Linked DNA regions of Homo sapiens: region 1 is linked to region 2. Evidence: chromatin contacts called from ENCODE Hi-C or POLR2A ChIA-PET data. All regions are on one chromosome and are shown on one strand. The core of a region is the stretch at or near the end of the contact, and the rest is flanking DNA. Distances in the headings are between cores, read along the strand shown.

Evidence for each region. A loop is a pair of places that touch in the nucleus more often than their neighbours do. ChIA-PET counts read pairs that join two places held with the same protein, here RNA polymerase II (POLR2A). Pooled maps may share reads with other maps.
Region 1: a loop to region 2 is called in a pooled map, with 5 times the contacts of the local background. The contact joins two enhancer-like sites. A Hi-C loop is called at or near these places in 5 of 37 single-sample maps with no recorded cell type and 12 of 50 pooled maps. POLR2A ChIA-PET finds 5 or more read pairs at or near these places in 1 of 52 experiments (OCI-LY7).

Annotation. Positions count from the first base shown.
Region 1 is chr14:52,916,549-52,920,482 of GRCh38, forward strand. It overlaps FERMT2 (FERM domain containing kindlin 2), which reads right to left. Exons shown (of 15, transcript NM_006832.3): 3 at 2,575-2,808. All of the region lies in intron 2 of LOC105370500 (a long non-coding RNA gene), which reads left to right. Among named protein-coding and RNA genes, the nearest start is that of FERMT2, 33 kb to the right of the region's middle. RefSeq lists an enhancer at 2,071-2,180. Within about 2 kb of position 2,068, at least 8 of the 41 ENCODE cell types and tissues checked have a DNase peak (open chromatin) inside an H3K27ac peak, as active enhancers do.
Region 2 is chr14:53,304,340-53,307,980 of GRCh38, forward strand. No RefSeq gene overlaps it. Among named protein-coding and RNA genes, the nearest start is that of DDHD1-DT, 150 kb to the left of the region's middle. RefSeq lists an enhancer at 1,912-2,206. Within about 2 kb of position 2,277, at least 14 of the 41 ENCODE cell types and tissues checked have a DNase peak (open chromatin) inside an H3K27ac peak, as active enhancers do.

The DNA.
Region 1 (3,934 bases), core at 818-3,317, 390 kb before region 2:
AGGCAGAGCACAGAAGATTTTTAGGACAGTCAAACTATTCTGTACAATACCACAACAGTAGATACACGAGTATATATTTTTCCAAGCCCACAGCATGTACAACACCAGAAGTGAACCCTAACATAAACTACTGTCACTGAGTGATAATGGTATGTCAAGGTAGGTTCACCAGTTACAATAAATGTACCATTCTGGTACAGACTTTGAGAGTAGGGAAGGTTGTGCATGTGTGAGGACAGAGGGTATGTGGGAATTCTCTGTACTTTTGCTCAACTTTGCTGTGAACCTACAACTCCTGTAAAAACTACAGTTTATTAATTTCTCAAAAATGGACAAATGATATAAACAATTAAAAAAAGGAACTTAGATGTCCAATAATGATTTAAAAACATATTTAGCTTTGTAAACTAAAACAAAATACTGTCTTTTTCTCTTGGAAACAAAAACAACAAAACAGACCATAATCAAGTGTTAGTGAGGATTTGTGGCAACGGGTTTTCATACATTGCTAGTTGGAATATAAACTGGTATAACCAACTGGGAGACAATTTGACAGTACTCTGAAATGAATTATGTATATATTTAAAACAGCAATTTTACTTCTACTTCTAGGTGGATACTCGAGAGAAATTCTTGCACACACGTACAAAACTTAGTAAGAAAATACCTACGTGGTAATGGCAATAACATATACAGTTTATGGATATATACACACAGAGATACGTGTGTGTGTGTGTGTGTGTGTGTATGTGTGTGTCTGTGTATTTTACAGTACTGGATACACACTGAACTTATGATAGTAGTTGCTTTGTAAAGGGAAGTTAGGATAATGAGACTCAAGAATTTTACCAGTATTACTTTGACTTCAAGTCATATTTGTCATTTGACAAAATGACAAAATATCAACAATTATTAATTCCAGATAATGGGAATTTGGTATTCTTTGTATTTTTCTCTATTTTAATAATAATAATAAAAACCCTGTTTCACTTTAAAAAAAATTTCAAGGGCATTAGATCAAAAAGGCAATGTGAATCTACCTGTATCTCCCCTCCTACATCCCGAATCCCCTGAAATGACAGCAAAAGATATTTAAAAATTGTAGGCGGGGAGGGAAGATGAACATCCATAACAGTGCTAGGAGACAGGAAACTACAGTAAGAGGGTAAATAATGAGTGATTCTTGAAGACAGAAAAAAGTTGGTATTGGTTTAAGGGAAGCCACAGCCCAAACTAAACACAAGAAATGGGTGAGGATTCAGACTCCTCCAAGCTCCAAGCCTACAGGCATAAGCAGCAGGCAGGGCTCTGGGTTAAGAGGTAGGTAGTCTCAGCACCTCCATACTGTCCACAGGTCAGTGCTTGAGGCATTGTACAGGAGCAGCATTTGCCCACAGGCTCTAGCAGTGAGTGTGGGTGCTGACACCAGCAAGGAAGATTGGGTACTCTGGCGCTAGCCCAACTAAAATATTTTCAAATGTTTTCAGCAATATTTAAAACATTTGAAAATGTTGCAGCATTTGCTCTAAGAGTGAAGCAACCTAACTGATCATTAACAGGGAAATGTGGTTATAAATTATACTTGATCTTAGCCAAAAAGGCCAAGAAGTAATTGGATGTAAATTAATAGTACGTCTATACTCTGAATTACAGCTTAAAAGAATGTATAACACATAGAAAGATCTCTAAGACATTACTAAGTTTAAAAAATACATATAAAATGCTCCTATTTATTAAAAAAAATCCGATATGTATGGACAAATAAATGCATAGAAAATCACCAAACTGTCAAGAATGATTACTTAGGGGAAGGGGGAGCTTACTATGTATGTCTATATTCATTGATTCTTTTACAACAGAGTGTATTTATAAATTACTAGTATAATTTAAAAATTTAACATGAATAAAAAACTGCAGTACTTTATTTGGAATTAAAATATGAGAAGTCACTAAATGTATCTTTAACCAAGAATTTCTCAAATAGGAAAAAATACAGCAGAGTTCTGCACTAGTGGTAGTGACAGCAGTTCACATTTTCTCAGATGGTTGAATACTTCCTGTCATATGACATAACTGGGTCAGCCAAAGTAACCCACATCTCATTTCAGAATGCATAAATAGAAATACTACAGAGATGTTCAAATTGTAGACTGGTGAAGGAAGACAACACTCATAGTCATTTCCTTAGGAGCTGTGTCAGGCCTTCAATGGAGGAAGTGACACAATCTGCCTGAATCACTAAAATCAAATAGTGACTTATGTGAAGGAAACATTGCAAAGCCATGTATGTTCCCCTGAAAATAGTGCCTGTTCCTTTAACCTCTCCATAAAAATAAAGTATTAAATATCAGATACAATTCTAGTAAGGAAAGAATCTCTACTAGGTTCTTCCTGTTCCACCTTAACCCAGCATTTATCTTAATATAAAAACTTTAATGAAGTAGAAATTTCACACACATACATATATACAGATAGTTCAGCCCATGCCCCATCCCTTGGGATAAGCTATGTCAGTCATCGGTCATCTGTACATCACATAACTCGTATTTTAAGAAGAATTTATGTAATACTTACTAAAAGTCTTACAGATGTCAGAAACAGCTTTGAAGACTCTATCAGAGAAATTCACTTTCACCTTCACATACTTCATGTTGGGAAGCTGCAGGCGGAGCAGTTTGTGCTGAGGGGTGAACTGAAGCTTAGCATCTGCCTGAATACCATACTTATCTAAGGTCCAATGTGTCTTCAGAAGCCAAGTTCTCTTCTTTTCCCACCAGAGAGCATGGTCAGACCAATCTTTTTTTACATCTATAAAAAACAAACAATAAACAAATCACTTAAAAATCACCAAGGTGATTTTGAGAAATTAAAAGCAGAAAACTAGATAATTGGGTATTTAACAGCAATAATTAACTACTAAGTTACTGTTATGTGACAGGTACAAAAGAAACATTAACAGCTGAGAAAACACGCTCTGTCCTGAAAAGCCAGTACACAAGGCAGCTGAGGCAGAATATATAGGGCAACTAAGAATGTTTGAGTCAACTACAAAATGGGACACATGGATGACAGAGAAAGTACCCTCTTATTCTCAGAAAACAGAATCCTGAGGGCTAGAATAGGAAGGATTAATAAAGACAAGGAGTTGGTGGGCTTGGAACTCGTCCTATAGGAATGGACAATAACATTCTGATGAGAAACTGAACAGACTGTGGTTTATGAAGTTGCAGAAATGTGTGAAGGTGAATAATGGGTGGTGAAAAGATGGGGAACCAAAGTGAACAGAGACCAATATCCTAGGTGAAGAGGAGGAACAGGGAAAACACCCATGAGAAACACTATAACTTAAGAGAAAGCTCTAAAAATAAAAAAATAAAAAACTACATTCTGGCCACATGTGCTCTCCCAAATAGATCCCCGAAAATGGATCTAAAGTCACACTGCCCAACATTTTTCTCTGAGCACGTTTTGGTACAAGTATAACAGGAAACATTAATATCTGTTCAACTATTTAACAGCCTTATGCAACTAAATGAAACCAAATAAAGAAAAGAATGTAATTTACACAAGATTTAGCTACCCCCAGATAAGGCAGGTCGTAACAATAAACTTGTAGCAGTAAAATCCAACTTCAACTAGTTATTTATTTACTTATGACTAGGATAGGAAGTTGGTTTTTAAAGCTGCAATCAAAGTAAAGACTGCTGGGATCAACTGTATGTTAAACTTACTAAGTGCCAAAAAAAGGGAAAGTGATGTTTCAAAAAACAAAACAAAACAAAACACACACAAAAAGAACAGGCCCAGCGTGGTGGCTCATGCCTGTAATCCCAGAACTTTGGTAGGCTGAGGCTGGAGGATCGCTTGAGCCCATGAGTTCGAGACCAGGCAAGGCAACATGGTGAAGTCCCATCTCTATAATTTTTTTTTTTTT
Region 2 (3,641 bases), core at 1,027-3,526:
ATGCTGCCTTGGGAAGCTCCACGGGAAAACCCATTTCGTTGCCTTTTCCAGCTTCTGAAGACTTCCTACATTTCTTAGCTTGAGGCCTCTTTCTTTATCTTTAAAGCCAGCAGTGCAGCATCTTTGTATCTCTCTCTGACCACTGCTTCTGTTGTTGTATCTTCTTCTCTGATTCTGACTCTCCTTCCTCCCTTTTCTAAGGACCCTGTGATTGATTGTCTTGGGCCCACCACATAATCCAGGATAATGTCCCCATCTCAACGTCCTTAATCACATCTACAATGTCCCTTTTGCCCTGTAAGGTAATGCACTCACAGCTTCTGGGGTTTAGGACGTGGGCATCTTTGGGGGGTCTTTATTCCACTACCGCAGCCAGTTCTCTGAGAACTAGTTGTTTTTGTCACAGCAGGAGGTCTGTGATTTTTCTTCTTCTGATACTGGGTCATTAAATGCTGGCTTCATTTGCAGCTGGGGCCTCTTCTTCATGAATGGCAGATGCAGCAGCAGTGTCACAGATGCCTCCCAAAGGCACCCTCTCTCTGTGGATGCTGCCAGTCTCCAAGATTGAGGATGGTGATGTCAGCCCTACGGCTGCCCAAGGCCAGTGCTGTTTTTATTGTTTCCACCACCATCAACACAGCCAGCAGCATGAGGGGGGCCAATAATGTCAACAGGTTTCAGCATTTTCTCCATCATCACCCTTGGGACTTGGATGTGAGTCTCCTGGATAAGCTGAGCGATGGTCACCCTGCTTTGTTAATGACCACACCACCCCTTGAACCCTGGCCCATTGGTTTTGAACCAGCTTCTCTCTTTCCCTTTGGGGTCATTCTGTCCCAGGAGGCTCCTCTGTTCCTCCTTACACCACAGCTGTCCTTCCAGGCTCAGATATTTTGGAATCTCAGTGTAAACACAGCTGGGACTCAGGCTGCCACGTAACACATGCTTCTCTTAGGCTACCTTCCCAAGTGTTTACATTCCATGCTGGAAGAACTTGGCTCCTTCAACAAACTCAGAGAAAGAATCAGTACAGTTCCTAATTTTTCACACTTTCTACCTAGTCTAGGATTGAGCATCTGGATCCAATTGGAGGCCACTTGTCCTAATTTAGCACTTCCTATTAATTTGTAAGGAATTACTATTGAAATACATAATTTAGCAACTTCAGATTTTACAAGCTATGGCAAGTGCCATACCAAATAGGATTTGACTGGATTTATTGCTGTTGAAAAGGAAATCTTTGATTTTTCTCCTCCTAGCTACTATTGATTCATTTCATACCAGAGTGTATAAAATTGGACCTATAGAAAACATTTTCTTCCCTCCCTTGATCTGGTTGGAAAAAATGTTTTCATTTCATGAAATAAACAGTGAAAGAATTTTCATGAATATGTATGTAGTTTTAATGAGTTTTGTTTCTCATGATGAAATGTATTAATATTTTATATGTTGCCCTCCCGGGAAATGGAGGAATCTGAGATCCTAGACTAGCTGCAGTTTGTCCAACAGGAATCAATATTCATAATGCTCAGGACAGTGGAACCTAATTCCCAGAACCTCTGGTTGTGGAGGCTGACCTGGGCAGAGGAGGCAGGCTGAGGAGGCATTGTTGCAGTAGGGAATATCCTGCACATACCCAGCTTCTTCACCTGGGTGGCGAGGACACAGGTTGCTGAAGACTCAGGAATGTGTATGCAAGTCTTTAAGGAGTAGGAAATGGGAGGGAGATGAGGGGTGGGCATGGTGGGAGGCTCCTGAGAGATATAAAAACAGGGTTCCAGTAGTTGGACTGTCGTCCTTCCACAGGCCTTTTCATTGATGTGCAAGAGTCATCTTTTGGTACCACTTCCTGGGGACGTTTCCTCCCTCGAGATTGATAACTGAGAATAACCCTAGCCATACTGGAATATAATTCCTGATATCCTGAAAGTGTATTTTCACATTCAGATATACAACTATACCCAGGTGTACCTATTCCCGTTAATTTTGGGCATGGCGCGGTAGCTGAGGCCCATGGATTGAAACAAAGACCGCTTCTGCCATCTGCTGGGCACTCTGAGGAACTCAAAGGATTTTTCCACAGGAAGAGGGGGAGTTTGATGAATTTCGTTTCAAATTTACTTTAGCACTTGAGAATTTAGCCAAGTATTAAACAGATTAATTTTTGCCTTTGTGAAGGCTTGCATGACTTTGATCATTCAGTCGTTTTAATGAACTCAACGTGGTTGTTTCCGATTTGGCCTTGAAAGCCTTGGCATGTCGCCGTGCTCTGAGTGGGAGCCTCGCTGCCTCCAGCTTGGGTTTCTCAGTTTTGGCAGGGCTTTCCTTCCCACTGATGGAAGATTTACAGAGGAAAAAAAAATCATTATGTCTGAAATTCTGCCAGGATACATCAGCGTATTTCCAGGCTGCCATCTACCGTGTAACTCTCTGAAGATTTAATATGAAAATTAAAAAAAAAATTGCAGTGCACCTGCTCCTAAGGAAAACTACCTTGTCGTAGGATCGCATGCTTTTATTAAATTAGAGAATTTTAAATTGTATTTATGAGGATGTACAACTTGGGTTTCTTCCCTTAGGCTTCCTGGTCTCTGTGTTAAGTACAACTTGCCTCCAAGGTCACCCTCCCACCCTCCATAATTAGCCCAGAAATTTAACAGGGGCTTCTGGCAGCAGTTTTACCCAGCAAGCTTAGCGTAGCACTATTTGTGGTCAGATCCTGAGTGATTCAGCAGCTCTACTATCCTTAGAGTCTTGTCTCATCCCACACAAAGCCCTTTTCAGACCCAGTTTGACATTCTGATATTGTACCATGGCCCCGCAGGGTCAGGGAGTATAATGTGGTGATTCAATAGCTGTCTTGGAGCAGAAAAAGGGCATTCAGTGGTGGGTTAAAGGGCAGGCTGGTGACAAGGAGGGAGCAAGACAACATTCTACAGATTCTGCAGCTTTGCTTGGCTAGGAGCGAAACATCTCACCTCGAAAAATGGCTTCAGAGGCACAAAAATTATTTTCTTTGTTACTTAGCTTTTTAGTATCAGGACCTCAGACCTGAGTTGGTAGGGTATGACTAGATAGGAGAAGTTCCTCTCTGTGGGGTCCCTTCCTTGGCATACTGTTTTGTGGTAAATGGACTGAAACAGAATTCATTGAAGTCAACTGAAGTCACTGAGAATGTCTGCTTAAGTTGTTGAACATTACAGTTTTGGTGATATGCTTGGAAGCTAAAATCCATGACGGGCTTCTCCAAATTTTATCCTCTTATTTTCTTTGACTGGTTTCTGTACCTGGTCCAGTTTTAAAAGCTATTTGTGACCATGCTGGATGTCAGAATAAGAGAGCACTCAAGAGAAGTGAGATTATTGGGTTTGGTCCATGGGATATTTCATACCTAGAGTAGCCTTCCATTTCAGAGCTATTTTAAAGCTGGTTCCTCACTTTGTTGAGAGCAGTTGAGAGCAAACTGATGGATGGGGATGTGAGAAATAAGTTCTCCTGGACATGATTTGCAGTCTATACATATTTACCTTTTAGAGAAAAAGGAAATGACAGCCACAATTTGTCCTTCGCTGATTAACATGCCATTTCTCACTGTTTTGATAAGCAACAACAACAATAAATCCCACCTCTTGCCATATTTC